2 separate regions of the Homo sapiens genome follow, and region 2 is linked to region 1. The links are chromatin loops, found by intact Hi-C in ENCODE. Cell type or tissue: adrenal gland. All regions are shown on one strand. Links, peaks and the distances in the headings refer to the core of each region. The heading gives the core; the rest is flanking DNA. Region 1 overlaps RORA (RAR related orphan receptor A). Region 2 overlaps RORA (RAR related orphan receptor A).

The links. Peaks named below come from ENCODE experiments on the same cell type or tissue, not always from the same donor. Only the 100,000 strongest peaks of a DNase experiment are listed, where the experiment ranks them.
Region 2: it touches region 1 in a loop (6-fold over the local background); 2 of 110 quality-filtered maps call a loop at or near these places.

The regions. Positions count from the first base shown.
Region 1 is chr15:60,890,071-60,906,193 of GRCh38, reverse strand. All of the region lies in intron 1 of RORA (RAR related orphan receptor A), which reads left to right. Among named protein-coding and RNA genes, the nearest start is that of RORA-AS4, 130 kb to the right of the region's middle. RefSeq lists an enhancer at 6,541-6,780. In adrenal gland, for the core only: no CTCF peak of the experiment used is centred there; no DNase peak of the experiment used is centred there.
Region 2 is chr15:60,809,773-60,825,895 of GRCh38, reverse strand. The region is part of intron 1 of RORA (RAR related orphan receptor A); the gene reads left to right. Among named protein-coding and RNA genes, the nearest start is that of RORA-AS4, 54 kb to the right of the region's middle. In adrenal gland, for the core only: no CTCF peak of the experiment used is centred there; no DNase peak of the experiment used is centred there; H3K27ac peaks cover 346 bases.

The DNA of each region.
Region 1 (16,123 bases), core at 6,786-11,785:
ATTCCCTCGCGCCAGGGCTGCCTAATCTGTCAGAAGAAGAGGCTACATGTTTCACAGACGCATAGCAGGCTTGTTCATATATTATGAAGCCCCCGAAAAGAGAGTCCAGTATAAAAATCTTCCCAACTGGTTTTAATGATGCTCAAGTAAAAGGGATATACCACAGACAAGATCTCATTAAAAGAGAGAAGTCTTTTTGTAGATTTGCTGATTTATTTATGAAACACCTCTGAAATATTTATAAATGCTTTCCTGATATTTATCTGAAAATACATTTTAGGGCTTCTTTGGTAGAAGAGAGGGGGAGAATAAAGGATGATGAGGGTGGAAGAACAAGGTGAATTCAGCACCATTTCTTTCAGTAGCAAGGAAAGGGATATCCTAGGGTATAGGAACATGTCACTAGGGGGTGCCCCAAGAACCAGGCCGGCTCTAACCTGCTCAGCACAGGTGACCCTACTTGCTTGGATCTCTTAAACAGAAGCAATGGCAATCACAAGTGCTCTGTTTAATTTTCCTGACAGAACCGGGGCAGATACAGACGCTCTTGAGGGCTTTATCACTTCCTTCACTTTTAGAGCTATTTATTAATTGAAATAATAGTTATGCTACCCCTTGCCTCAGACCTACTTTCATCTGTTTAGCAACTGCTTTCTATGAAACACAAAAGAGCTCAGCAATGACACTCGTGTCTTAATTAACCATTGAATACCTTATAGAGCAGCTGTCACAACTCTTGTCACTTGAAAGGAAGCACAGTGGTCCCTGTTTAAAAAGAAAAAAAAATACACAGAAAAAAAAGTTGATCTAATGAGCTGTCTTTGACATTTCTTAAGAATTGCATATTTTATCATCATGCTTTGCACTCATATAACGATGCAAATTAAGGAACCTCTGGCTGCTCTGGAGAAAAAACAGTGAATTTACATTTCTCCCAACTGTTCAGAAGGAGACATTGGTTGCCCAGTGGCTAAGGGAAATGGTCAAGATCAGAGATGATAACAGGGCTAAGACTGCATATCAATTAAAAGAAGAAGAGGGGTTGATGTCAGTTTATGTAACTAAAATATTTCCAAGCCTCCCCAGCCCATGGTATGAATGAGTCTCATTAACATTAAAGACGAGCGCCCCCAGAGCCTCAAGCCCTCACCCGTTTGTTCAGGTAATGCAGTCCTTCATGCAGCTCATCCCAACCTCACATTTTTTGAGTTCCCAAAGAGGTAGACATGTTTTATATGTGTTTTGGAATTAATCTGGGCTTCCACTCACCATTGGATGCTGCCTGCTATTCTGAGCTGTATCAATGTCTTCAACATTGGCCTTGACCACCCCAAACCACACCACCCCTATTTTTCTTTATTGTTTCTTCTCATGGTTATGAGAAGGCCCCAGCCACCAGCCTTCTTCCGTCGTTCATTACCGTGACAGGATAGCAGCCCGTGTTGAAGTGAGGAAAACGTTTTCTGTCTCTGTGCTCATTTAGATGGGTAGTTTGAATAGAGTAGTTTGAGCCCCAAAGTGTCTTAGAATTTGGTGAGAGAGTTGTTTCAGTTCACATGTATAGCTCTTTCTACCTAAGGTGTGCACAGCCCCTGGAAGAGAGGGTAAAATGAGTTCAAACACCAGCCACCATACTGAAGGAGAACATTTCACCCATTTCAGCATCTCCCCATTTACTTGCTGACTTGTGGCTGAGTCTGTTGGCCCTGCCAGATTCTCTCACAGTGACCCTTCTTTTCCATCCCTGTCTCCTGACTTCTGCCTGCAGTCTCCTCTTCAAGCCATCATACTTGTCTATGCATGTTTGAATCTTGATTGTTGCTACAGTTCAAGTTCACCTCCCCAACTAGGAGGCTCCTTAGCCCCCATGCAAATAACCATTGAGGGAAAAGACTCTCTCCTTACTCCAACACCATGTATCTGAAGCTCAGCTCTCTTCCAGCCAGGACGCTCATATCATAAAGAAAAACGTTATTAAGAGAGAAGTCCTTCAGTAAAACCCAGGATATATCTTAAGGAGGATAGATGTTCAAATGGCATAATAATTGGCTTATTTCAAATATATTACGATAGTTATATGTTATTTGAACCACTACAAAGGACACCGATACCTACTAACTGCTCTGCAAATTCCTCAAGGGCAAAACAAATGCTGTTCCTGACACTGAGCACTCAGTATGAATGACAGAGAAATCATAGCAACCTGAGGATTGTTATTATTGATGTTTCATTTTTGTAAAGCAAACAAGATACTTTATACGTCGTATATGAATGCAAAATGTACCCCCACAAACTTATCAAATCAATGAAGCAACAAAGCATTATATAAGAGGTTTGCTGTGGAAGTTTTAACATGTTAGAAGATATTATATTCATTGTTACCCCCATTTAAATCACTATGTGAACTTGTAGAGACCGACCTCCGATTTTGCATAATTTTAAATTCATGGTCCCTGGGAAGGTAATCACCCCTTTAATAACTGTTGTGTTTCTCTTTATTCCAAATAAGGTGTGCACTCATCTGTGAATTTATGTTGGGCTAGCACGGTGTAAAATTGCCACTTTGCATTGCATACTACTTGGAGAAAGGTAGAATATAATAGCTTCACCAGCTGAATTTCAAAATAAAGCAGAGCCTTGAACATTGGTACCCTATCGTGTGCTTTGGGCTACAGAGACTGAGGAGGCCTGATGCAAACTGGACAGAATTAGGACTCTGAGGATGACTGACTCACAGGGGAAAGGATGGTTCCGGAAGACATTTTATATAAAGCTGCTTGCCAAATCGGCCAATAGGGCCCATAAACGCGTCCAACAGTAGAAACAACAGATCCTGCTGGTCTCTGCCAAGGGTACCTCTGGGAAGACAGACAGTGTTACTTGATTTACTCTGAAGCTGCAATGAGAAGAGTCTAGAGCCCAGTTTTGCAGGCTTCATGTGCCATTAGCCTCTCTCCTCACCTACATCATCCCCTCCTCAGGAGTCTACATTGTCTTCTCCTGGAACCTTCCAAAACAACTAATATAAATTTCAAGCCTGTGGTTGGTGCTTGATGAATGCCAGTTGACTTGACCACTGGAGTGCCACCTCTGAGCTAATAGACTCAGCCAGAAAGGTCAAGATAGTGTCCCATATACAGAGAGGAAGACCAGAATTCATCCCCTGAATAAAAAGCTTCGGATTAGCCTACTTTCTCTCCAAAGCACTCTGTTTTTCAACTTTATTTATTGTGTCTGGCAGATATCCTCAATTAGGAGCTAATAAACGTGAGCATTTATAAATCTTCCTTTCAGCGGAGTACGCCCCTAGATTCAGAGCATTCCGTGGGCAGCTGTAGAAGAGGAGAAAAGCGTTCTGCCCAGTGAAGGGCTAGAGTCAGCTCGTGAGAGCTGATTGTGTGCCTCTTTCCCTAACTCTGAATTCAGTGACCTCGTTCAACCACGGTGGGAGTATTTTTAACACAGAAATCAGCAGAGAGTAGAAACCAAGGGTTTTCCTCTCAGAGAGTGATTTTAAAGCATTGACCAGCATTGTCTTCTGCCTCACTGTACCTCACCTTACCACTCTCTTCTTGAAAAAGATCCAAATCATCTTTCAGCTATGTAGACATGACTCTAAAACAACACAAGATAGAGTCTGATTCACAGCAGAGGCAAGCCGTGCTGCTTCTCTAGGCCTGGATTCTAAATGCAGAACAGTGAACCTGCAAGCAGCATTCTTAGGGCTGAGCCATTCTCACGTGTAAATGGAGAGTTCCTTTCTTTTTTCAAACCCATTTTTGCAGGATGGAGGGTCCTGTCTTCATCTCAGATGAATCAGTGGGAAGCTGATCCACAGCCCACAAATCCCTTTTACTAAGAAGGATCACCTGGTAAGCTTTGGGTTACTCTCTGTTTTTTAAAAAAAAAAAATCATAAAATTGAAATAGTTCAACATAGATTTGAATCTAAAGAGCCTTCACTGCAGAGTTTATCTGGTGACCATATGACACTACAAGGACAGCTTTTAAAAAGCCAAATATCAATGGCTGAAGAATGGAATTGAAGTAGAAAATCGAGTTAGAACTGTATTAAAACAAGTCATATTATTCAGCTTTATCTATAATATTGTCTAATTCATATTTCAGTAGTAGCATAGAAAATGAATCTGATTCACTATGGTTAATTAGCCTCCGGGTTCCCAAGGTGTGAGCTGAGGCACCCTGGACATTGCAGTGGCCTCAAAGGGGTGCCAGGAAATATTTTAAATAGTTGAGGAAAATACAGCAATTCTTGACATCTGTCAGGCACCGTGTGAACTACTAGCTCAAGGTAGTTCACAGTTTCACTACTGGAATGCATAACTTTCTTTCAGTGATGTCATACCTTTGAGAAGCTAAGTTCTTGTCAGTTGCTGTATTATAAAACAGGACCATGTGAAAATCAGTGTGGAGCAGGAAACAAGGGTGAGGGCATCCAACCTGATGCCAGAGTTTGAGAAGTTGCGTAGTGCCCAACAGGCTCATGCATCTCACTATTAAGCACTTACGATTATTTAACAGTGAATGGGACTCATTTTTCTTTTAGTTTATGTGTATTCTTTTTTTCAGAAATCAAGTTGTTAGGACATAAATACTTGTTAAGTTATTTGGGTGTAATTTACAAATAAACAGAACTGTTAGATATTTCTTTCAGCTGAGATGGGCTGTAAAAATGGACAGAACCATTAGGAACATCATGAATCGCCGGGCGTGGTGGCTCACACCTGTAATCCCAACACTTTGGGAGGCCGAGGTGGGCAGATCACCTGAGGTCAGGAGTTCGAGACTGGCCTGGCCAGCATGGCGAAACCCCATCTCTACTAAAAGTACAAAAATTAGCTGGGTGTGGTGGCTGGTGTTTTTAATCCCAGCTACTCAGGAGGTTGAGGCAGGAGAATTGCTTGAACCCAGGAGGGAGTGGTTGCAGTGAGCTGAGATCGCACCACTGCACTGCATCCTGGGCGACAAGAGTGAGATTCCATTTCAAAAAAAGAAAAAAAAAATCATGAATCAAGATCATTTAAGACTTTCTCACTTAGTGTAAAAGGTAAATGATCAATGTCCATTACTGAGTAAATGACAAGAAGTATTTATTGTGTGCCTTCTACATATAGGCATAATTTCAATACTAAACACATATGCACACACATGCACACACACCTAAGGAGAGGTGGAAAGGAATAATATTCAGGAAGTAGTATGTGTCAGGGGCAGATACTTTACATGTAACCTTATTATATCTATGCAAAAACCTAGGAGGAAGGCCATATGGTCCTATTTTTTTTTATTTTTTATTTTTTTTGAGATGGAGTCTTCCTCTGTCACCCAAGCTGGAGTGCAGTGGCACGATCTCAGCTCACTGCAACCTCTGCCTCCCTAGTTCAAGCAATTCTCCTGCCTCAGCCTCCCGAGTAGCTGGGACTACAGGCGCACACCACCACTCCCAGCTAATTTTTGTATTTTTAGTAGAGACGGGGTTTCACCGTGTTGGCCAGGATGGTCTCGATTTCTTGACCTCATGATGCACCCGCCTCGGCCTCCCAGAGTGCTGGGATTACAGGGGTGAGCCACTGCACCCAGCCCATATGGTCCTCATTTTATAGATTATAAGGCAGTTTTGGAAATAAGATATATGCCCCAAACACACATGAGTAGTAAGTGAAGAGTCCCGTATTGGACCCAGCTCTATCTGACTCTGAGGCATATTCAGCCTCATGCTACCAGTTGTACTAGACTGTTATGACAGCAGTATTAAAATAGCAATCCACATTTTTCAACATCAATGTAGAAGATACCATTTAAGGAAGTCTGTGTAACTTGTGTGCTGTAACTTGTGTGCTGTTGGGCTACTGTTTATGTTTTCCTGTGCTGATCATTTTGTGTGCGTACCGAAATCTGTATGTGAGCATACATTTTAATTCTTCCCTTTTCTCCTAATGATGTGACTAAATCATTTCCTTTTGAAACATCCCATCTGGCAGACAATAAATGACCTTTCCCATCTTGGACTTTGTAGTTTGTACTTAACCAAGTCAAAAAGCGCCAAATGATGCCAGTTGTATTATGGTTGTGAGGATGTGTGATAGTGAAGCTTAACCCACAGCAATTAAAGCAACTCAGAAAAGGAGCTGTCTATTCAGACTAATGAGGAAAGGCTATCTTGTTCTTTTTAGGAACAACTAAAATAATTCTGCAGAAAATTTGCTTTACTGGCCTTTGCATAAGGAAAAACAGGCTCTGGAATAGAAGCTAGCATGACCCTGCTTCTCCCACTCTGCTATATTGGCTGTATTAGGGAAGGCCTTAACAGCATCTCAACAAAGAGTTTGACTTTGTGGTCTGACATTTGTATAATGGATATTCTGTACACACATTCCCTGGAATTTGTTGATTTAGAGATTACTCAAACTCCATCCTGATAAAGCTCTATTTAATCTGGGTTTACTTAGTCGTTGGTTTAGTTTGAAGTGCGGGGAGTTGTTTTGGAAAGTAGGTTGCTACTTGTGGTGAAAAGGCTTTTTGCTGACGTCCTTACCTGGTGGAATGGTAAGAGGTGGTTTCAGTAGATGGCCAAGCATTGGATCAGATATCTGTCAACCTAACTTGAAGAGAAAGCCATGAAAGAAGTGTGGCTAAAAACTGCTGGGTTATGCTTGCTCAGGAAACTCCCTGTCTGGGTCACTTACCTTTTATTACTAACTTTTCACTCAGTCACTATACTGGATTTCCCCTTTTTCCTCTCAGAAAATTAGTAAGCATGTCATTTCCTATCCACATCTATGCATTTCAATCAGATAAGAGCTGTGAAGGTACCACGTCCATGTTGGACCATATACTAAACATTGGCTTATTGCATGATGTGCTTTTGACATGCCCAGGTAGCTGAATGCAGAGTTCCATGCTCTTCATATTGAGGGTGTTTGAAACTGGTATATGCAGTTACTTCTATGAGATCTTCCCTGGGAGATACTACAGAAGGATGAAAGAAGATGAAGTTGGAAAATGACATGTGTAAAACATGATTACCTATTGGCTGCCCTGTCAAGGATAAGACGTGGTTTCTGTTGCATTGCGAACAACCCCTAGTGGTCTGCAGATGAGCTGCTGCTCTTTGCCTCCATAAGTAGGGTGTTTGGACCACCCCTTACTCAAATGCTAGTTTACAGTGGCATGAATGCATTAACTTGCTGGGTGCTTTCTGGAAGCTCAAGGGAATATCTACCATGGTCTCATCTATTAGTAAGCCTGAGAACATGCATTCATTGACCCCAAACCCATCCCCTGTGCCCTCATATCCGCTTCCTGAAAACTGTATGCTAGATAGAACCTTTTCATAGTCATTTTGAATAGATATTCTTAGAGCACTTCACCATCCAGCCTATGTGATGTTTCTCAAAAACCAAAAAAGCCAGAATGCATTGCCTTGTTTTCTGAAGAGTTCTGCCTTTCCTGCCTCCATTTCTCTCTTTTTTTTTAAGAGTTAGAGTATCACTCTGTCACCCAGGCTGATGCAGTGGCATGATCATAGCTCACTGCAGCCTCAAACTCCTGGGCTCAAGTGATCTTCCCGCCTCAGCCTCCAGGGTAGCTGGGACTATAGGTGTGTACCACCAGTCCTGACTAATTTAAATTTATTTATTTATTTATTTATTTATTTATTTATTTATTTATTTTTAGAGACAATGTCTCACTGTGTTGCCTAGGCTATTCTCAAAGCGATCTTCCTGCCTTAGCCTTCTGAGTTTCTGGGATTGCATTTGTGAGCCACCGGGGCCAGCTCCCCTGCCACCATTTCAACCCTGAGAAAATTATACAGAAAGATTTACCAGTTTATTTACTTCTCTTCCTACAACCTAGAACAAAGCCTGTGCCTCCAGTAAAGAGAAGGCCTCCAAAGCCTAAAGACCATCCTGACCCTGCCCCACACATTCTTTGGAGTCATCAGAACTCAGTTTGAATCTTATTCCTGTCATTTACTGATATGCAGTTGAGCCAAGCTGAGCCTCTGCTTCTTTGGCCTGTAAAGTGGAGAAAAGTATTCTTCATTGTGCTCTCATCTCATCTATTGCATGAGGCAGTACACCTAAAATCCCTAGCACATAGTAGATTCTAAACAATTACAGCTTCCTTTCCTAATCTTACAGTTTTTTGACTACTTAAGATCCCATGTTCATCATTTTTGTTACTCCTGGATAGACTTAGAAGGAGGTAAAGGTGGAGGGAAATATCAAGTCTTTTTCTAATCCAATATGGGCTCTATCTTTACTTTTCACAGGGGTCATCCTCTATTTATTATGGGTACAATTTTTCTTTGTCCTATTCCATCACTTTGGTGCTTAACAGGAAGCTCAAAATAGACTGATCATGGCTGAGACTTAGCTCCTTCGCTGTGTAAATTTTCACACTGCACATGTTCCAGGTTCATCCTCTTTCATTTAAGTTTCATCTTTTTGAGGGAAGTGCAATTTCATCAGAATACCTACATAAATACAATTCACATGTCATAGGGAAATCCAAAGGCTTCAATTTGGGGGCTCAAAAAGATGTCTTTAGCTGCAGGGCATCTATCCAGTGGATGTGGAATACAGAAACATGGGTTCATCCCTGAGCAAGGGTAAATCAGACATGGAAACTTTTATCCTCACCCCCAGAATAGGGAGTCCTGGTCTCTGGAACCATTACTGAGGTCATTGGTTCATGCTTTTCTTTACATATTTACCTCGTATTTACACCCCTCTTCCTCTACAGGAGAAGGATTTGAGGCAACTGTTTAACTTATTCTGGAGTGAAATGGAGATTAATGTGATACCTCCTGATTACTCATTAACCCCACAGGCAAAGATCTCTATATGTCATTTTTGAGATAATGAGTGAAAGGCCCTGATATGTAATAAGTTAGGGCAGAACTGGAGTGAAATTTGTAAAACTGTGGGTAGACCTGGTGATCCACAGATGAGTGAAGTGGCAGAAGATGGCCCTCCTAGCCCCTTCTAGGGCTTTCTCTCTTTTCTATGGCTCTTGCCTCCACTCTGCAGTCCTGTTTTCCAAGTGACTGGAACTCTCCTTGGTCCCACTACCGCCCATTAAACAACATCGAAAACGTCTCCCACCCCACCCCAGACCCCAGGACCCACTCCTGAAGCTGCCTTCTCCAGGATGTGCCCTGGTTTCTCCTCTGTCTTCTCAACCTTGGGTAGATATTCTGTCCTGACCATCTCTCCCTGAGCAGCCACCTCATGAGAAAGGAAATTTTCTTATTGAGTACTACCCAAGTGTCAGGCCCCACTTAGATAAAGTGATAGAGCTGAGCCTCTTAGAGGTTAAGTGACTTGCCCAACTTCATGGTGCTAGGAAATGACAGCTCTTGAATTTCCACTCAGGCCTGTGTCATTCCAACCCTAAATTCCCTTGGCTATGCAGCCAAAAAAAAAAAAAAAAAAAGCTAAATTCTCCAGAGTCTTGCTAATTAAACAGGCTTAATGGGTTGCCTCTCAGAATAATTTAATATTAAAAGGGTATTTCTGGACTTGAAAGTGTCTTAAGGATTTTGCAGTGGTGAAATTTTGGGTATAAGGTAGATTGGGAAGGGAAATATTTTGGGGTTGGGATTTCTGATTACTCACTCATGTCACACATGCTAAGGAATGGCCTAGTATAGTAATGCCTAAAACCAGGCCTGTAACTAAGACTTCCTGTGTGGGTATCAGGAGAAATATTTATGTCTGACAAATGGATGTTTTTAAAGGGTCTAATGGAGGAAATGGAAAGTTTAGAAATGCAGTCTATAACCAAGGGGGGTAAAATCAATGCTTATTCGCATATGGACTGTTGTGCAAGTGTGTTAGCTTTCCATTGATTGGTACCAACGATGTCTAAGATGCGTTAGCTTTGAGTACTGATAAGATAAAAAAGGCTTGGGCAGACAAAGAAGAGTGTGACCATCTGGGAAGCAGACAGGAAAATGGCCTTGCCAGGTCACCCTCTCATGAGGATCAAACTCCAGAGTGTCTCTAAGTGCTTACAGGATGAGTGGGTCTTCTCTGAACACTCACTTAATGAACAGAGACAGACCTCTGTAATCCAGTGTCATAGACTCCAGAGACTGCCCAGAAATACAGCATGGGCCCCCACGATGATTATAAGAGAATGAATAAGATGACCCTTTACTGATGGAATTAAAATGTGTGCCCCTAGAAGGCTGCCATTGAAAAGGTTTGGGATTAGCAGTGTTTGCTTTTTTCTAATTAAAAAACTGAATCACCTACGCATTTTTAAGGATGAACTTTAAGCTCTTGCCTCACAAAATGAACAAATTGAGCAGTGAAGCCTTAAGAAAATGAGACCAAAAGTGGAACAAGGTAAAAAGTCAAAGTAAGAGCCCTAGCTTATACTAATTGTTAGGAGGGAAATTGCTGAGGCTGTACTTGACCATGTGCGTTGTATGGGCAAGCCTCTGAAACATGCACTCCATGCCTGTAAAGAGTTATTTCCAGCCACTGACTTTGCCATGAATGACAGAGTTTATTTTATTTTATTTTTTAAATAAAAAGCCTCAGCCTAAGGAAATACTTTGCTCCCACAAGATGCCGAGCTATTGAAAGAGCCATTCTGAGAGGGGGGTGGAGGCAGGAGAAGTATATTTTCTAAGATTTTCCGATACTAAAACCCATTTACGACTGTTGAGAAAAATCTCTCTGACGGAGGATTTAGCTCTCACTAATCCTTAAGTGACTTGTTTTGACAGAGCCTTTATAGGAGATTTTCTCAGTAACTTTGGTTTGCTCTAAAGGAGCAATTACTGATTTGTCCTCCAGCTCCTTCTTTTTCTAATTTTTTTTCTTTTTTAATATATGCCAGTTAATGAACTTCATGTATGTTCCAAAATAGCAAGTGAATCCGATCAGAACTGTTTACTGTAAAAATTCAGGAACCTTTGGATTGTCTTGGATCTTCCGTTCGCTTTCTTGCCTCCGGGTATCAAGGACCTGGATTTCATTTCGTGTGTCATGTGGCCTTCTCAGCAGATTCTTTGACTTGAGCTTGTGGAAATCGAGCCCTACTTTCTATTTACACTGTACTTTCTCTACATAAAGACATTTTCAACTGCTTGAGGAATGAGCATGGGGACCCCAGGTTTTTAAGCCTTCTGGTGTTTGCTTTTGCTCAGACAGGCATTATCTTTTTAGAGGTGACTGTAGCAGCTGGAGGACACTGCTTACCTCCCTGTTTAAGGCACTGCTTGATGCTGTGACAACGAGCCCTGGTGTCTGTGCGATTTCATTTCCCGCCTTGCCTGCTGTGCCTGTGCAGGGATGTTTAAGTTGCACCTCACATTCTTGCTTCTATATTTTAATGAAGTCCTAACACCAGGGGAGGCCTGAAAGTGTCTTTTCAGCCCAGAGGTTCCCAAAGCATGGTTCCCCAGGCCAGCAGCATCAGCTCCTGGGAACGGGCTAGAAATGCATATTCTCAGGCCTTGCCCCAGACCTGCAGAATCCGAAAGTCTAGGGAGGGAGCCCAGCAATCTGTTTTCACAAACTCTCCAGGTGATTCTGATGCACACTAGCGTTTGAGCGGCAGTTTTCTGATCCCCTTGCTCATCCTCCAGGAAGACTGCAAAGGAACCATCCTCCAAAATAACCACCACCTACTCCCTCAAAAATCCTCAGTTTGTGACTCCACGCCCAATTTTGCTTTGTGACTTCGGAAGCCTCATCTGCAGTTAGATTTCTGGTCCTAATTTATGACTGTGTTCACTAATTTTTTTTCTTAATGTCAGAAAACCGTGCCAGTTACAGGATTGTCGTTAGGGTGTGGCGGGAGAGATTGATGACTTTTCACGAAAGTGTACAAAACTCTGGACAAGCATTAACATATTGCATTTTAAATTATTCTTGATACTTTTTTGAAAGCCGCCTGCTTTAATCCTCTTGTCAGGGAGCTGCCGTGTTAAAAAATGATCGCTGAAGCGGCTTTGCCAGCTTCACATGAAAAGTGAAGCGGTGAGGGCTCTTCACAGGAAGAACTCTGGCTGCGGGCCGCGTGGCTGGTGGAGGGAGTCTTTGGAGAGAGTGGGCAGCCATGACATGGCTTCTGAGGAGAGGAGCATCATGGGAAGTGTCTGGGGGTGGCCATGGGGTCTTCCCGCAGGCACTTTAGCGATCAAAATGGCTGCTCGGCCGAGGTGGCAGCTGCTGTGGGCTGTGAAGAAGATGAAGGGGCCCAGACGGGGGACTTGAGAGGTCTGGGTTTGGGTCCTCCTTTTCTCATCGCCAAGTTACATAACCTTGGGCAGGTCCATTAGCATGTCTGACTTTTAGTTTCCTCATTTATAAAATAGAGGAGGTTATGCCAGGTGACCTCTAAAGATCCTTTCAGCTTTAAAATTTATGATTCTGGGATTTCTTCTCCCATCTGACTTCCTGCACTGCCCTTTCCCTTGTACACAGGAGCAGCTGAATTTATTGATCCCCTAGAGGCTTTGTCACCCACTTCTTCCTTCCTTCAGCCCCCGCTTCCCTTAGGAGCCTCTTTCTTAGAGGGCTTATCCAAAATTTAAAATTTTTTAAAAACGCACACACACACCCAGACAAACGGATACAAGGGAATCCACTTGGAAATTCAACTGCATATCGGCTGCTTTGATTTCTTGTGGAGGGGTAAGGTGGGCACCTAAAGAAAATAGAAAGTCAGGGGCGGTGCCAGGAGGAGTTTCGCAGGGGCGCGGAGTGGGGGTTTGGTTGTCCAGAAACCCTTCAGAGAAACTCCAAGTGAAAATGTTTAATACCCTCTTCCCTCAGAAAACCAGGGCTCCCAGCCTAATCCCATTCCCTCTTGCCTTGTCCTCTGAAGAAACTGAGCTGCTAAAAACACAGCAGAGGTGAGACAAAGGACATGGCTGCTAATTGCTGTCGAGCATCCTGGGATAGGGGGTTTGGGGAATGTCCTATCATCAGCTCGCATTTGCTTCCAGTTCTGGGAATTCTCACGTCTTTGGTTAAAGCTGTGTCCTTGGGTAACCTGGTGAAGCAGGTCATTTGATGTTGAAGCACATAACAGGAGACACCCTGGTGATTCTCTTCAGCCTGCTTTGCTGGACTGAAGTTTAAAGGTTAGATGACCCTTTGCAAGCTGAGGCTATGCTGGGAGAATTCATCTGGAATCCCAAACTCTCACAGAAGCAGAGGGCAATGGGAGAGGGGGTGGGCAGGCAAATGTTATGTGTTTCTCACCATTTAATCGCTCACGTAAGTGCATTATAGAATCCGATACAATGTTCCAGCTAAATTTATGTGACGTTGATGGTAATGCGACAACTTCTTGTCAGGCTGGGAGCATGCCAACTTTCCTTCCCTTTTACCTTGTAACCTCCTGAAACTGGAACTCACTGGAAAATTTCTTTCACAGTAAGATAGGGAAAGAGTTTATCTAATGAAACCATTCTAAGTATATTTCTTTGTCAGGAAAGTTTCAGCCTCTAGAGTGAAAGGAGTGAAGGATGAAGTTGGAAAATGTGGCTTCAACTTCCTCTACTTTTCCTCCCTGACACAGAGGTGTAGGCATCCATTTTGATTGTATATTCGTGATACCAGGAGAGTCAGCTCGAAGTCTTCATTTTAACCTGGGTAATAGACACTGGTGGTACCAACAGTGCTCACTTAAAAAAAGCATAAAGGCGGGGACTTTTGGAGGATTGGGCAGGAGAAAACATTATAAGGCACGGGTTCAGGTGAGTGGGTGTCCAAGCAAAATTGCAAAAGCTTCAAGTTTTTCTTCACTGGCTCCTTCACTATATAATTACCCTCCTCCCCTGGAAAAAAGTTAAAAATATGTTAAGAGTTTCAATATTCCTGATTTAGAATCTTTGGGAATCTTATTTAAATGGAGTACTTGCTTAGGAATCCCAAGACCTGGAATTCCCATCTGAGTGTGCTGTTACCCAGCCTTGTAACACTGGGCAAGACATTTCCCATCTTTCAGCCTCAGGTTCCTCATCTGCCTAATGAAGATGTTGGCCTCATCAGGAATGGCTAAACTTCAACCCACACCCTTAAATGGCAGGCATCCGTAACTGACTGCAGCAGTCTTTCCAATGGATTCTGGATGAGGCCTCGGAATCATTCTCAACACAGCGCCTGCCCCAAACAGCCATAATTCTTTTAGAGCTTTTTTCAAAGATGAAACTTCTTTGTCATCTTCCTCTGGAGGAAGCTTGGAAATTGGCAGGATATCATCAGAGCTTGTAGGAGTGGTACTAAACCCACCCTGAAGGTTTGGGAAGCCACGAAGGCATCCAGGAGGTGGTGACCATAAAGCTAAATCTTGGAAAATGAGATACATTTTTAGGAGAAGGGAGAAAGGATTTTCTTAGCACAAAGAACAGAAAAACCAAAGGCAAGAAGCTAGAAAACAGCATGCAGAGTAGGCTGCATTTATAATTTGGTGGAGTAAAGGAGTCACGTGCAGAATAGCAGGAAATGAGGCTGGAAAGACAGGCAGAGGCCAGAGCAGAGTGGGCACTGGAGGACAGGCTTTGGAGGTGCAGTTCACTGACTGTCCTAGTCCTTCATGCTCCTGCCTTGCCACCTACTTACTGGCTGATGGTTTCTGAGTCTCCGCCTCTTGCTGCCCGTTTGACTTTTCTACTGTTCCTGGCTCTGACTTTCTCTGGAGCTAATATTGTTCCTCTCATGTCTGTTGTCTGTGTGATGTACCAGGTGCTGAGCCTTGACCTGAGGGTCTCCCTGGATGCTTCTCTGTTCCTGCATATTCAGAGCAGCTGCCCATCAGTTTTTCTACTTTGTATGTACATCTGACTCTTCACTGTCCTTTCACCCTCTCCCACTGCACACATGCACACACACAATGTGCACACACACGTGCACATACATACACCCACATATCAGATCTGAAGTTTACATCAAGGGTGCTTTGGAAATATTACATAATGATAGCTTCCTTCAGATAAAGTTTGGGCCAGTTACAAAAAGAAAAATGGGCTCATTTGCAGGATCATATTGGCTCACACATGGTAGAGGGTCCTTTTGAGGCTCTAATGGGCAGGCAGCTGATTCTAACAGCAGAATTCTGGGTCCTTGATCTTCCCGAGACATCTCCCCCCTGTTTTGAACATTAGCTGTGGTGTGGGTCCTTCCCACGGAGAACTGTGAATCCTATTCAACCGCCTCCTTGTGATTTGGACATGAACAGGGAGCTTTCTCTGTCTACTTAATTCCCTTTGAAAGCTTTCTCGTCCCACTATTGGGCACTTCAGAGAGAGCACTGCATTAATATCTTCTGCTCTGGTTTCAACTTGGTATGGTTTTGTGATCTTAAAATAGATGGAATTACCACGGCAAGCATTGTTCTGCCTTGAACTTAAAGTCTCAAGAGCAAGTACTTCTAAAAAAGTTAATCCTTTCTTATTTGCAAGGATTCTGGCCTGTAGTTTACAAAGAAATATGCTAAATTATTTATAATCCAGGATTACTGCAATGCCAAAGATTTCCTTGCATAACATCCCAGCATCACTAAAATGGCTCAAAAAGAACAGCCCTCGGCCACACCTTATCACCACTGCTCTCTCTGGTCCCTGTGAAGGGGCCCCGAGCAGGGCGATGGTGGCTGATGCCCTGACCACAGGAACACATGTTCTCCTCTGCAGCGTCATCCTCCATGGCTTATGTGCTCACAATTCTGCTGCTGGGGCCTCCAGGGCAAGAGAAAAGCGGAGATGGTGTGGACAAGCGGTACACCTCTTGATGGCAAGCATGCAATTTCTTCCTTATTTAAAATTTGTGTACTCTGCATTCTTCTGAGGGGAGTTGGTGTGGTCTGTAGTTAAAGAGTGGCATTAAATGGGACATTTTAGAAATATGCAGTATTCCAGGCCCACCTCCACTATTAACTTTGAGAAAACTCATTGAGCTCTCAATTTTCCCACATGTAAAATAAGGGGGTTAGAATAAATGAACGTGAAAGTGCCTTCAGCTCTAACATCAGGTGACTTTAAACAAGTACTGATATAATGCAGGGATGCGTATGTGCATAGCACAGACAGTTGGAAAATAAGACTGACCTCTCAGGGACTTACTATGGAAAGA
Region 2 (16,123 bases), core at 4,524-9,523, 78 kb after region 1:
GAGAGTTTTTCAGTAAGGATACTCTTCATGTTATTCTGGATGGCCGCTGCTTGTTCTGCCCAATAATCAGACAAGGTACATCTAAACTATACCTACTAAAGACAATCTTAGATTCAAATGTTAGAAGTGGAAAGATGTTAGAAATTAGCTAACCCAATTCCTGTATGTCACAGAAGAGGAGGTTCTGGGAGAGTCAGGCTGCTGGGGTACCAGTTCGCTGTTCTTCGGGGCCATGCTTTGTGTGAAGGGGAAGGTGGCATCACAGCACGTGAAGGATGGAGACGGAAGATGGGGAAGCAGGCCTACTTGGTGCTGACTGTGTATATGCTAGGATTTCACTATAATGCCTCTGGTTCTTGACCTTGGGACTTATAAATGAGGCCATCTTGAATCAAACCCTCTATGGAACTTCAGTGATTCAAACCAACCTCCTGAATGAGACTCTAAGATAGCTTTGCCATAGTTCAAATTCTGGTCTCTGATGAATAGTGAATATAGTTATTAATGTCACAGTGACTTCCACAGAATCACTACATCATTTCTACTGCTCTGCCTATCAAACCTGACTTTCCTGTATGATAATTGCATTAATGCCTTCTCTGTGCTTGGGTGGTGTGAACATAGAAGTACTTAGCATGTGCTCTGAGGTGTGGTTCTAGAAGCAGTGATGGATTGTGGCCAGCCATCTCCACTACACTTTCTTCTGGTTCTGCTCGGTAACAGTGGCACAAGAATTTAGAAGGTGCCCTGGTTGACAACAGATACCTCTGATGCCACGGCACAGGAAAGATAGCAACTGATTCAAATTAGGATGAACCCTATACTTTTCTCCTACCAACAATGCTCTCATCACTTGAGGTAAGTCCCAGGTATCAGCAGTAGGCAGCTCTAGAAGTTCCTAGCCATACAGTCCTACGTTAGCCCATTTGGACTGTCTTTATGATATTTTATATTCCATTATGAAGTCACTGCTGTGACCTTTTCCACAACCATTAGGTTATTTTGTCCTTGGCCAGCTGTTATTCTGTCCTCTAGCAGATTTGCAGTTCATTTTAGGTGGTCTTTTGGATAAGTAAATAGATCTTAATGGGAGATTGCATGGGTGTGAGTTGAGATTAGGTTTGGTTTCCAATGAGAGCTAACTCTTCTATAGCATTTCTTATGAAACTTTACAAAAATCACCTCACTTAATCTTCACAGCAACAATCGTACGAGTGAGGAATTATTATTAGCCCCATTTTATAGATGGGGAAACTGAGACAAAGGAAGGTTATATAATTTGTCCATAGTCGCACAGCTGTTAAATGGCAGAAGATGAGATTTGAATCCAGCTAGTCTGATTTAATCACTACAGCATATGGCCATGAGCACACCAAGTTTTGAAACATGGATTTTATTACTGAATGTAACACCCCAGTTCCTGGCACTTTAGGAGTTTTTTTTTTTTTAATAAGGGAAGATGTCTATGAAAAGAGCCAGTTGTCTTCTGTCAGCAAAACGATATTTAAAGCTCAAAGAGATAATTGTGTCTCCTCATTTGAACCCCCAAATCATATCCAAGAACAAAGTTTGTTTTGACTTCATAGATTAGACCTCTTCTCCACACAAGGACTAGGGGAAAATGTTGACTACATTAACTTCCAAGAGCCTGGTTGAATCAAGAATGTTTGCAAGTCCCAAACCTCTTCCTCATTCACAAAGATCCTCCTGATTATGGCAGCCCATAGTGTGCTCTCCTCATGCAGATCTCTTCCTTGGAACTCCCCTGAACCTAAATTAGGAAAGGGGATCTGCCAGCTCACATATATGCATGCATTCCACCGGCCTGTGTGTTGGGAATAACACTTCACTACTTATTAACTTATGTTATCCTTCTTATAATTCTACTTCAATAAGCTCCACTTTCCCAACAAACTTGAAGGCCATAAACCATGTTTTAAACTTTATTATTTCTCCAAAAAAAATGTATTAATATGCTGGCCACCCCCAAGATGTATTTAATAAATATTTAGGGACTTGACCTAAAGAAGCAGTAGGATTTTAGGCGAAGCCACACTTATGGCCAAAGTTGTTACATTGATTTTTTTTTTTAATTTCTTATCAGCACCTGCTGTTTTTATTTATTTATTTTTGGTGTTTTCTTTTTTCTGGTAACTTGTCTAAAAAAAATTCCTAGTTACCTACTCCAGTAAGCTAAACTTCCTTATTTCTGGGGAAGATAAAGTGCCTATTACATATGCTTGTGTTCTGTCTCTATAAGGCTACAGCAATGAATTCCAAAAAATGAAAAATTCAGACATCTGTCTTGCCTATATGCACCTAATGTCTATCCATCCATTTGTTGATTATGTGTATTGAGTGCCCACTGTGTGCCAGGCATGAGGTGTGCTGAGTAACACAACATGTGTGGCCTCTATCCATGAAGCCTACCATCTGAGGTTGGGAGGAGGCAAAGGATATAAAATAAACAAGTGTATAATTTCACATCCTGCTAAGTGTTATGAAAACTAACAATAGAGTGCTATGAGAGAAAATAACAGGGAAAGCCTGTGGTGGCTTACACCTGTACTCCTAGCACTTCAGGTGGCTGAGGTAGGAGGATTGCCTGAGCCCAGGAGTTTGAGATTGCAGTGAGCTATGACTGCACCATTGCACTCCAGCCTTGGTGACAGTTTGAAACCCTGTCTCAGAAAGGAAGGGAGGAAGGAAGGAAGAGGAGGAAAGGAAGGGAGAAAATGAAAGAAAGGAAGGGAGAAAAAAAGAAAGAGAGAGAGAGAGAGAGAGAAAGAGAAGAATGAAGGAAGGAAAGAAGGAAGGAAGGAAGGGAGGGAGGGGAGGGGAGGGAGAGAGAAAGAGAGGGAAGGAAGGAAGGAAAGGGGAGGGAAGAAAGGATGGAAGAAAAGAAGAAAGGAAGGAAAGATGGGAAAGAAAGAAAGAAAATAATGAAGGGTACCTAATGTAGAATTTGGATTCTAACACGTTTCCAGGTGACACTGCTAATTTGGATGGAAGACATTTCACTTGCCTTATGAATTAGCTTAGCATATATTAGAATCACCTGGAGCCAGGGGGTGGTGCCTTTAAACGAAATACTGATGCCTGGCCCCACTCCCAGAGATTCTGTTAGCATTTGTCCGGGCCTGACCCTGGGCATCAGCATTTTTAAAGGCAGCTAATGCGCATGCTAGGTGGTGCCAGAAAGCGTGGTGCTGATTGCTGAGCACTGGCTAGTGTATACATCCTGGGGTGCTTCACCACCCAGATGCTGATTCACACACTCAACAGTCAGCCTCGTTGTGGGGAGCATTGCCTTCTTCTGAGGTGGATCTCACAAATCCCCAGTTGCAATGTGAGCCTGTAACTCTACCCACCTGTCATATGAAAGAACTGGATCTGGATGGACCTGCTTGCCTTGCATTTGAGCTCCAGTGTGGAGCGTTTCCACTGAGGTTAAATCATGGACGGTTGGACTGTCTGTACCTGACCTGGGAAGCTGGGATGGGAGAGTGGTGGGGAATGGGCTGGCTCATGGGTCTGTGTTAGTGTAGCTGGAGTTAGGAGAGCCAGGTTCATTTCCAGTTCTGCTCTGGTGAAGTAGAGACCTTGGCAAGTCATAGCACTCCTTGGGCTACAACTTCTTCCTTTGCAAAATGAGGCTCTTGAACTAGGAGATAACTATGCTTCTTTTAAACGATCAAATTCTGGCAATTTCAGTTGTGGAAGTAAGAGTGAAATTGAACCCCAATTTTCCCTTTGATAAAATAAGAGTTTTACCATTTACCACCAAACCTTGTTTCATTGCTCTCACCCTCAGTTTCTCTAGCAATACAATCAGGGTTTGGACTACACAGTGTATATATTTTTTTTAGTTCTAAAATTCCGTGCTTCTGTGAATACTGCTACTCATTGCTTTATTCAGATTTCCTTTATTTATTCAGCAAACTTTGAGTTTTTAGTATGAGGCTCAGGAGTCAGACTGCCTGGATTCCAATCCTCAGCTGACCACATGCTAGCTGTGTGACTTTGATCGAATTACCTAAACCCTTTGGCCTCATTGCTCTCACTTATTCACATGGGATTAATAAAACTGGGGCTCTTGTAGAGTGATTGTGAGGATAGAGTAGCATAGCAAGTATTGCACAAAGGAGTATCTTGCACCTAGTGCAATGCCTGCCACATAGTAAGCACTCAGTAAATGTTTTTATCAGTACCATCAGGCCCCACACTAGTTGCTACGGATGCAAAGATGAGTAAGACACAGTCCTTGGCATCATAGAGCTTACAACCTAGGCAGGGAGGAGAAAGAGATACAAATCACTAGAATATGATGTGAAATGACAAAAGTGTGTTCCCAGCCTTTGAGGAATACAGAGGAGAGATAGGGGATAAAAGTGGTGAGTTACTAGTCACGTGGAAGCCTTTGAGCCACTTTGGGTGGTGAAAGGAAGAAGGAGCAGGCTCTTAATGCGAGCCCTACCTTCTGGAGGACTTAAGGGGACCACAGGCGCCAGGACACGGGCAGCAGATGGAGCGGACCCAGTGCAGAGCGTAGGGGCTAGAAGCCCCGGATCCAAACAGCCAAGGGGACAAGAGTCAGCACTGAAAGGGAACAGCACACAGCAGGGAGACGGAAAGAGGCTATGGCAAGGGGGAGTTGGCTAAGTAGAGCACACACTGCAGCCAATGATCAGTGAACCTGGAGGCACTGGAGGCATCTCCAGTGGAAGATGGATCCCTTGTACAGCCTAACTGGCCCTGTTACCTGGTGGAAGGAGCCAATGTTGGCCAAGGTCCTAGGCCCTACAGCTGGAAATAGGTAATTGGTGACACCTGGCATAGGTGAGGTATCCTCTGGCAGTGGGACAGCCACAGTTCCTGGTGGTGTTCCCTTCCAGAGAGTCTAGAAGCATAGAATTGCAGAGCTGGGGTGGGGGGTGGGGGTTAGAGATCAACCACCCCATTTACAGATCCCTGTACCACAACCAGAATCCTTCAGGGAAGGACTTTGGAATCTGCATTTTAAGCAGCTTCACTCATAGTTCTCTCATCTGTAGTCTGTGACTGCACTTTGAGAGACATTGTGAGATACTATATAGTCAAGGGAACCTCAGTAATGAAAAACCAAGACTAAGCCGACGGATTGAAAATTAGAAGTTGGGACCTCCAGATCTGCCGTTTTTACGGTTTAGGGGAAACCTGTGTTGTTTTCCTCAAAGTTTCCTGAAGGACCCATTCACCTGCCACCTCCACCCCCACCCCTCTGCCTTTACTCCCAGTGTGAAAGCTATAGGCCAAGAGGGTAGCATTTAGCTTTAAAATGTTTAAAAATTTTACAGAAAAGAGAATGCGCCTTTTTTCCCTCAAATCTTAAACCTTCTTCACGCAATGCAGGCCTCATTTTCACCAGCCCTTTTCCTATGTTTTACATAAAAATATAGAAGGTTTAATCAAGGGTCTGTCCGTTTCTTCAAGACCTCCAACACCCTTAAAGCTAGGGTGAGGGGGATTTTCCTGTCTCTTCCTTCCTTTCAACCCCTTGAAAGACAACACCTGATACTGTCCAATCTTAAAACTTAAGGGAACTGGCTTAGAGCTTTGATTGGTGGTGTTTACCTACCTTTGGGTTAAAAAAAATAGGCAACTTTCAAAACACGTGCTAGAACCTGTGCTGAACAAAGAGAAACCCTGTAAATTCCCTGAACCACCCTCACGTGATGGGAGGTGGAGTGCAGCGTCCTGACTTGCAGCCTCACTCGTCAGCCTGTCCCAATCGACTAGTTTCCCAATCAAAGATAGCAGGGAAGGCTTTTCAAACTTCTGTGGCCCAGGGGAGGACCGCGTGCACACGCATGAACACTTTTAGTTTGGGATGTTAGGGAGAGGCGTGGTTGTGTGAGAGACAGCTCCTTCCAGACTGCCCTGGGGCATCTGCAGGGGTGGAGATGCTGGCCCTGGAAGCAGGCAGGGAAGCAGGCAGGATCGGTTCAGAACACAGGGATTCACTTAAGGAGCCTCCCTCTTGCCTGATTGGGATGCAGGGTCCTCACTCTGAGACAGGGCAGAGGGGCCGGCCATGAGTTCCACCCATGAAAAAGCAACCCGTGTGTGTGTGTGTGTGTGTGTGTGTGTGTGTGTGTGTGTGTGTGTGTCTGGGTTTGACTTCAGTCCAGGAGTGATATTCCCAAAGCACTAGGGAGCCCCTTACTGGAATTCAACCATCCACTCAGGTCCGAGGAAAAAGGAGGAAGCTCGTACTGCATTCCTCCCACCCAACAGACGAGCCCCAGCCTCCGAAGGGCGCCAGCAGCAGAGATGCTGTGGAAATGTCTCTAGAGAAATCTCACAGAAGCCTGTAAGAAACTTGACCTCATTTGCATTTTCTGATTGAATCACTGATAGGTTTTTAGTTCTCTCCCTTCCCTTTACAAAGGCAGGCCCAGGAATGAAGAAAAGGCTAAGTTACCTAGTATTTTCAGGAGAGATGTATTATCACTGATTGTCAACCTGGTTCTCTTACACATGGTGTTTCGAAGCCTTGACTAATTCCATAGCGGATGTGTGTCTGTATAGTGTTATTTAAAAATCTTTCTTCTTTTCTTGTACATCATGGTTTCATGAAAAGTTCAACAGCATCAGAGCATACTCCTGAAGCATTTATTAGTTAACGGAATCTTCATCCTCATTATGGTGGTGAAGGAATTTCTTTCAAGGACTACAGTTCCAGTAATAGCATAAATCAAAGACAAGACTGTTGCTTGCTCTGCTCGAGATTTTTGTTTTTAATCTCATGCCCCAGAGGGAGGGGATATTTAGATGTAGAAAACCAGAGAGTGAGACCAAGTTATTTAGCTGTCAGTAATGGTCTGGGCTGCTGGAATCTATTCATTATCGTCAGGGAGGCTTTAAGATAGGCAAACAGTGGTGTAGAGTTTGTTCTTCAACATGCCTCTTGGCCTTCCTTTGGCTGGTTTTGCAAAAGTCCAGCAGCACTATTCTCTCTGCCTGCCCCAAACCATCGTGGAAAATATTGCTGTGACAAGGAAATAGCAAGTTTCGTGCTGGGCTTATGTACACAGGGCTCAGAAACATGTACCTAATCATAGGAAAGACAAACCAAGAGCCAAAGAAAATCAGTTCAATTCATTGTCCTACTGATGAAAGATAGAAATCCTTGTTTTTTAATCTTTCATGCAAAAGCAAGAATCCACTCTTCAAAGTGCAGCATTTAGCTGTGTGCTAAGTTTCTTTTTCTTCTTAGTTATTAATTACTGCCTTTCTCTTCTGCATCCCAAAGAGAAGGGACCTTTGAAGGCTCTAGAGTCCCAAAGGAAGAACACTTCATCCTGGTTATAAATGGGCAAGGTGGGATTCAAACACATGCTGGTTCTGCATTGGGCTTTGCCACTTTGCTGTGTGACTTTGTGCAAGGTACTCCACCTCTCTGAGCTTCTTTGTCTTCCTCTGTTAAATGTAGCTTGAATTCCTGTCTAATAAGGTATGAGGAATAAAAGGAAATCATATATGTAAATAATTCTAACGGGTTTCTCCTTCCCTCTTCACTTCTCTTATGTGGAAAATTCCTGAAAAATAAAATTTAAGGATGATTTTATTTTTTGCATTTTAACATATTATTATTAGGTTGGCACAAAAGTAATTGCAGTTTTTGCCATTAAAGGTAATAGCAAAAACTGCAATAACTTTTGCACCAACCTAAATAGAATCCTGTACTTGTTCCTTGATTTCATTTTAGTCTCTCCCCATCCAAATATCCCTCTTTCTCTCTCACTTTGCCTTGTTCCTAATCCCTCTCACTCACAGTATTTCTCTCTCTCCTTTCAAAGAATCTACTTCCTTTTCTTTTTCATTTCTTCATCCGTATTACTCACCTGTGACTGGCATAAAAGAGGGTAGGGAAGGATTAGCATTAAAATCAGGGCATTGAGTAAAAGAAAATAGTATATAAGAGAGAAAAGAAAACTGTATCCTTGTATTCATTCAGTGAATATTGATGAAGCACCTACTGTGTGCAGACCCAGGGCCCAAGACTGACATACTTCATGCCTGCACAGAGTATATGAGCAAACCTGGAAGTAAGCAGGTAGGTATGATTCTCTCTGCCAAGTGATTTGGCACAGGGGACAAACACAGGGTGTTTTGGGTGCACCCTAGAGGGGCCTCAGCCCACACATGGGAAGGCAGTAACGTGTACCTGGGAACTAGAGGTAAAGACACGGGAGAAAGGGCTGGCCAGGCTAGGAGCAAGGTGTGTCAGGGCGCCAAGGAGAGATTGGACCTGGTGTTACTGAAGAAACAAAAGCCCAGGATGGAGACAGGAGGAATAAGTTCTGGTGTTGTATTGCACAGGTGCACAGCCTGGGGACTATAGTTAATAGTAATGTATTATATACAGACATACATCATCTTATTGCACCGCTTTACAGATACTGCATATTTTTACACATTGAAGGTTTGTTGCAAGCCTGCCTCGATGAAGTCTGTCAGCACCATTTTTCCAAAAGCATGTGCTCACTTCATGTTTCTGTGTCAGCTTTTTAGCAATAAAGTATTTTAGACATAATGCTATTGCACACTTAATAGAATGCAGTATAGTCTAAACATAACTTTTCGATGCACTGAGAAACCAAAAAAATTGTGTGACTTGATGGCGATATTTGCTTTATTGCCGTGGTCTAGAGACCGAACCCACAATCTCTCCGACATTTGCCTGTACTTCAAAATTGCTAAAAAATTAGATTTTAAATGTTCTCACTGCAAAGAAATGATAAGTCTGTGAGGTGATGATATGTTCATTTCACAATGCATACGTGTATCATAACCACCACATTGTACACCATAAATATATACTATTATTATTTGTCAATGAAATATAAAACTTTTTTAAGGGTAGAAAATAATATATTTTGCAAATGGCAATCATAACAAAGCTAGAATGCATACACTACTAACAGAAAAAAGTATCATTTAAAACAGAAAATGTGACTACATATAAAAGGAGACATTTTAAAACAATAAAAATGTTAACCCATTAGAAAAACATAACAATTATAAACATATAGCACCTAATAACAGAGCTTCCAAATGCAAGAAGATAGCTGGAGACTTCAACACTACACTTTATTTTATTTTATTTTATTTTTTTTATTATACTTTAAGTTTTAGGGTACATGTGCACAACGTGCAGGTTTGTTACATATGTATACATGTGCCATGTTGGTGTGCTGCACCCTTTAACTCATCATTTAACATATAAAATATATACTGTTTACAGTATATAAATACATATACTGTTTACAGTATATAAATACATATACTGTTTACAGTATATAAATACATATACTGTTTACAGTATATAAATACATATACTGTTTACAGTATATAAATACATATACTGTTTACAGTATATAAATACATATACTGTTTACAGTATATAAATACATATACTGTTTACAGTATATAAATACATATACTGTTTACAGTATATAAATACATATACTGTTTACAGTATATAAATACATATACTGTTTACAGTATATAAATACATATACTGTTTACAGTATATAAATACATATACTGTTTACAGTATATAAATACATATACTGTTTACAGTATATAAATACATATACTGTTTACAGTATATAAATACATATACTGTTTACAGTATATAAATACATATACTGTTTACAGTATATAAATACATATACTGTTTACAGTATATAAATACATATACTGTTTACAGTATATAAATACATATACTGTTTACAGTATATAAATACATATACTGTTTACAGTATACATATACTGTTTATAGTATATAAATACATATAGTTTTTATAGTATATATACTATATATAGTATATAAATACTTATACTGTTTATAGTATATATATACTATTTATAGTAAATAAATACATATACTATTTATAGTATATATACACTATTTATAGTATATATACACTATAGTTTATAAATATATACACTATAGTATATAAATAGTATAAATATAGTTTATATAGTTTATAGTATATAAATAGTGTAAATATATACTATTATTGTCAATGAAATATAAAATTTTTTTTAAAAGATCAGAATGGAGGAACAGAGTGCAAGGGAGGGGGCATCTAAAGATGAGCTGGAGGGCTCTGCACACCTCGGGGGGTGTTGACTGGACTCTAATGAAGAGCCAAGGGGAGCCGGTGGAAGTAAGTGGTGGCGGGGCAGGGAGGGTGGGCAATGGTGGTCAGATCTGTGATTTCAGCACCTGGCTCTGGCTGCAGTGGGGGAAGCTGGGTCTGCTTATCTTTTCTCTGTGCCTATCTTTCCACGTTTGTAAGTTGGGCCCTTAGAGTTGCCAAGTCCTCGGCTGTGAAAACAAGCCACTTTGTTCAAGTTCAGTGCTGTCAGTGGTCCAGCAAATTGAGATTGAAAGAGGTCCCCCTTGGCCAGGCGCTGTTTTAAGGACTCTGCTGAGGGTTTAAACGGACTAGTTTTGAAATGTAAGACAAACCATAATCACCAGGCAATGCTCCCTTGTTTTGCCAGGGAGAGACATTTATAGGTATTAAACTAGTTCCAGAAGGCCTCTAATACAGTTCCTTAAATGCAATAATAACACAGAATTATTAGGGGAAACTATTATTATTATTCCAAGTAATAACATAATTTTGTGCCCATGGAGGACATCCAAAGTGCTGAGAGAAATGAGCATTGGTTAATTAAACCTGGCCACTCCTCCACAAGTTGGGTGAAGCATCATTAGACTCGTTTTTATAGAGGAGTCAAACTGAAACACAGTTGGATTAGTTGACTTCCTTAAGGTCAAACCGTGGGAAAAAAAACCTGGGGGTTTTTATGTTTGATCAACCCTTTCGCCTCATGTGTCCTACTTTTGAACATGGATTCAGATTCACCTAGTGCCTAGGCAAAGAATAAACCTACAGGGTTGAGAAACCCTAGAGACCCTGGTCCTACCTTCCTCACCCCAGGGTTGAGGACGGGCTGGAGATGAGAAGCACCCAGAAGCAATCCTAATACATGTGCCCTTTATTTCTCCATACTCTCATGGGCCTTTATGCACAGAGAGAAGCTGATAGGTAATGATGCCAAGGACAGTGCTTTGGAGGAAAATCACAGCACTGGTTGAAAATGGCAAACAAAGCCAGGTAAGGTGGGGAGGGAAATGGAAGGACAGAGAGGCCACTATTTTCAGGAGCTTCCTCTTCTGATGGCAGGAGTTTGAAGCCCAGCAATTCCTCAGCATCCACTGGTGCAGCCCCTTTCCTCTCTTCCATCCATTTTCTTCGGCTTGGATTCAAGCTTGGAAAAAATATCCCGGGGACTATGTTGGGCATCTTAGGAAGCTGTGCTCTCTCTTCATTTATTATTTTATTCCATGAATATTTAACTCATATTAGGAACTGCACTAGACACTGGAGATACAGTAGAATAAGGCTTAATTCCTACCCTCAGGAAGCTCCATCTGGAAAGAGAAAAAGATACCATAGATCCCCTTCGCCTCTCCCACTTCCACCCAAAATCAGCATCCTTAGCATATGATTCATGCTTCAGTACAGGAGAGTCACATGCAGAACGCCTTGAAGAACGCTGGCTAATTCTGCCTGGGGAGTTGGAGAAAGTTTTGGGGAGGAGCCAAGGTTGGTCTGAGAACTAAGAGAAAGTCCTTCTGGGCAAAAGGAACAGCCTGAGTAAGGGCATGGAGACATGACACTGTAGGAGGCTTGGAAGCCATATAAAAAGTTAAGTCTTCATTATGTGACATTGTTCCTTTGGACTAGAAGAGCTAAATTAGTCCCTAATAATATATTCTCTCATAATCTTCATAGATTGTTTTATGATATGTAGTATGCCTTTTTATCCAAATAGATTATATGTTATTCAAGTTCTAAGACCTTGTTCTCCCCCATAACATGGAACTAAGCAGGACTGAGTATCCGACATTTACCTAAAAGACAAAGAAAAAGGTGAAATTAACACAAGTTTTGATCTTAAATGTGATGCTTCAGTTCTCTGAGCCTTGATTTTCTATTATATAAAATTATGATAATTATGCTATTTCTCAGGATTATTTCAAAGATAAAATAAGGCAACACAGGTAAAAGTACTTTGTAAACTATACTGTAATATTGCTCTTATTACATTTGATCTGATAGGTAATTATAATAAAGATATAGTATTCTGTAGTAGTTTTTACTCCCTCAACTGTGGCCAGTTAGACTCTAAGTTCAGCCACACAACGTATGCTAAGATTTCAATGGCAGGCTGATGGGAAGATGGGCAAAGGTTACAATTAAGTGGGGCTCATTTTGAAGACTAGATTTTAGTCAACAGATTCCAGACCCCATTCAGCACTGGGGTGGAGCTCCTAACACATTACCTGCCTAGATTCTCACTATTTTGAAGCCTAAGAGAGCTAAGCACACAGATTTCAAGACTTTGCCACCCATACACTTCGTGGGACGTGAGCAAACACAGCCCGTCATGCACAACCGTGAGCACTCAATGAAGATACAGAAAGGTGTTCCCTGGAGAAAGCAGCTGGGCGTCCAGATAGAACTCCACAAAGCGAGTGGCCTGCAATGGTCTCTGCCCTCACCAACCTGTCTGCTCTTCCTGGGCAGAGAGGATATGGTATTTCCCAGTCCCCTCATTCCTGGGTTGGGGCCGTGAGGCTGAGTCCTGGCAAATGGGATGTAAATGGACAGGATACAAGTCCTAGTTCTTCTGTCTCTCTTTCTCTCCTATGGTGCCTTTGGAGGCAGGATGTTGCAGATGGCAGAGAAACAAGATAGAGAAAGACCACCGATCTGCATCAGACCTGATGGAATCAAGAAATAAAGCTTTTTCTGTAAGCTACTGAGAGGTAGAGATTTGTTATCATAGGGCACAGCCTCTTCTGACCAGCACAGTCCCGTTGCCTTGGTGGTGTCACTATAGTTCAGAAACTGGCAGTGTCCTTTTTTATTACAATGATAGGACATGCCCCTTCTGGATGATGTTCACCTATCCAATGTCCAGATTCCATCACTTACACTGCATTAGAGCTCTCTGACCTAATACCTCCTTCAACCTGACTTTCTGTATTTCTGCTCAAACCTGCTAGGTGCTGAATTTACAGTTGAACTCTCAGACGACACTGCTACTTCTCTTCTATCACAGTGGACAAGGAGGGAGTGTCTCTGGTCTCCTTAAGCCACTTAATACATATTTATTGATGTTATTCCTAAGTCCTTAAAAATATGAGATGACAACATCTACTGAGCTCTTTCTTTGTGCCAGTCACTGGGGAATTTGCTTTCTCCACATATTATTTCATTCACTCTTCTTTATTTATTGATTTATTTATTTTTAGACACAGGGCCTCAGTCTGTTGCCCAGGCTGGAGTGCAGTGGCATGATCATGGCTGACTGCAGCCTTGAACTCCTAGGCTATAGCAATTCTTCCACCTCAGCCTCCTCAGTAGCTAGGACTACAGATACACGCCACTGTGCCTGTCTAATTTTAAAAATATATATATTTGTAGAGATGGGGTCTCAGTATGTTGCTCAGGCTGGTCTCAAACTCCTGGGCTTAAGCATTCCTCCCACCTCATCCTCCCAAAGTAATGGGATTACAGGTGTGAGGCACCGCACCTTGCTTTCATTTAATTTTCACAATAAACTTACAGGTTAAGTACTATTGTTGTTTCCATTTTATAGATGGAGAAATTAAGGCACAGAGTGGTTAAGCAGATTTTCTGGGGTCAAACAAAGGGAAGCAGAGATTCAAATCTAGGTAGTGTGATCAGAGATGCCATGCTTATAAACACGTGATGCTTCCCCACAATGTGCACAGTTCTTAAAAACTAAAGAATGCTACTGCTTGATTCAACTTTGGGATTTTTAATAATTAGAAAACTTTGCCATTTCACCGTTAAAATAATGAATATGAAAATGATTCAACTTGCATAAATAACCTGAGATGGAAAGTTGTTAGCCACCCAAGAGACAGTAAATGAAATTAACACACCTTGGTCCTTGGCTGGCCTTGCACCCACATTGCTTACTGTGGATTAATGATCAAATAGGTATTTGAAAGGTACAGATTATAAATCCATTGGGCAGGACCGGTTCTGCAGAGATGGACTAGTCAGAAATGAGAATTGAGATGTGGGTAATAATAAATGCCATAAAGAAACTGTCAGTTTTCCAGTGGATTAAGATTTCTTTTCAAAGAATGTTTCTGTATTATATCATTGGTCCAAAGTATATTTGACTGTTTTACTATGTTAAACACAGAATGAAGGAGCTTAGACAGAATGGTTAGAGATAGCAGATTAAATACACATGTGTAATTCTATTCTCTCCTCAAAATCCACTAAAATGATTTGTAAAGAGTCTTTTTCAAGAATAACCCACAGACCAAAAAGAATAGTGGAGAATAGATTGGCAACAATATTTTGGGAGCTGGAAAGCAGATGGAATAGAGATAACTGACTTATCAGATACAGGAAAGCTGAATCCCAAGCCAGCAAGGGGGAAAACCCAGATTATCACAGAACCCAGTGCCATGCAGGTTTAAGAACTGATGGCACCAGGTATCTCTGAAAATGAAATCGATGGGCTAAAAATAAGTTGGATGAAAAGTCTGTTGAAATAGCAATTTTATCCTAGATTCACTCTAGGAAATGGTACCATCCCTCTCCTGAGCTAGACAATTATCCTTTGGGTAGTGTGAAACTGAGTGTCTCTGGACTCAGGACAGTGTGCAAACAGTGGGGTTAAGACATAGGTTCATGTATTTAATTGAAGACTCCCTGCTTTCTCTTTCGGACTTGTCTCCCACACAATAGCAGCCAGATGTTTATCTCTAAGCAGCAACTGGAATTTTCTCTGTGGTATCTGACTAGTCTAAGAGGAATAAAAGACCAAAGAAGCTGGCATTGTGGCTCCCCAAGGAAATGGCCTAATCCATTATTCTAACAGTGGATGAACCCCTTTCGTGTACCCAGAAATCACACTCAGCTTTTTAATGCCCCACTCTTAAATTAGAGCAGATAAACAAGAATTACCAGTCATTTAAGGAAAGCATATAATGTGAGATACAGAGAAAGCAGCAAGTTAGAGGAAACAGAAACTACGAAGGGAGGAAAAAAAAAAAACTGGAGGGAAAGGGTGGAATACCCTTGACTTTAAAAAACACAGAAAGATAAGTAGAGATATTGCATTCATGAGCAAAGAACAATGTTCTAAAAAAAGGAATACTCAAAAATAATAATGAGCTGTAATAAATTAAAAATTGAAGAGTAGAAGCAAAAAACGAGAGAAAAATAAGCAGGGGATGGGAAGGGTAAAATAATTCAAAAGGTGATTCAGGAAAATTTCCCAACACTGAAGTTTCTCCTTGAATCTCTCAAATGCCCAGTGTAAGGGGTGAGGTTAGATCTACACTAAGACAGGATCATGAGATTTCAGAACACCAAACACAAGAAGGCCCTTGGTTTCCAAAGAAAAATAGCAGCTTTTGTATAAAAGATCAAGAATTAGACCCATGTTAGATGTCTCAACAGCAACATGGAAACCAGAGGGTGATGAAGCAAGGTTTTCAAAGTCCCAAAGGAAAATTGTTTCCAGTGTAGAATTCTCTATCTAACCAAACTATTAATTAATGTGAGGTTAGAACAAAAACATTTTTAGATATGTGTGGTCTCCAAAATGTTAGCTTACACACACTCTTTCAGGAGACTACTGAAAGATGCACCATCAAACTTGAGGGCATAAACCAAGAAAGACAGGAGGCTCTAAAAAACAAGGAAGCCAACAAAATAGAGAGTGAAGAGAGTCCCCAGGATCATGAGAAAGAGAAATCACAACACAACAGCCTTACAGCAGCCCAGAAACAAAACAATCTAGACTGGAGCAGGTCAGCAGGATCCTGGGGAAATAGCTTCAAGAAGGTGAAACTGATAGAACACCTGATTTGTCTGAATGCATTGAAACTTACATTTGGAGAGTTTGGAGTTGAATAAGAAATAAGTAGAGAGAAAATTAAGCAAGCAAAAAAGTTAATTATTAATGCCAGAAAAAAAAAACATAATATTATACAGAA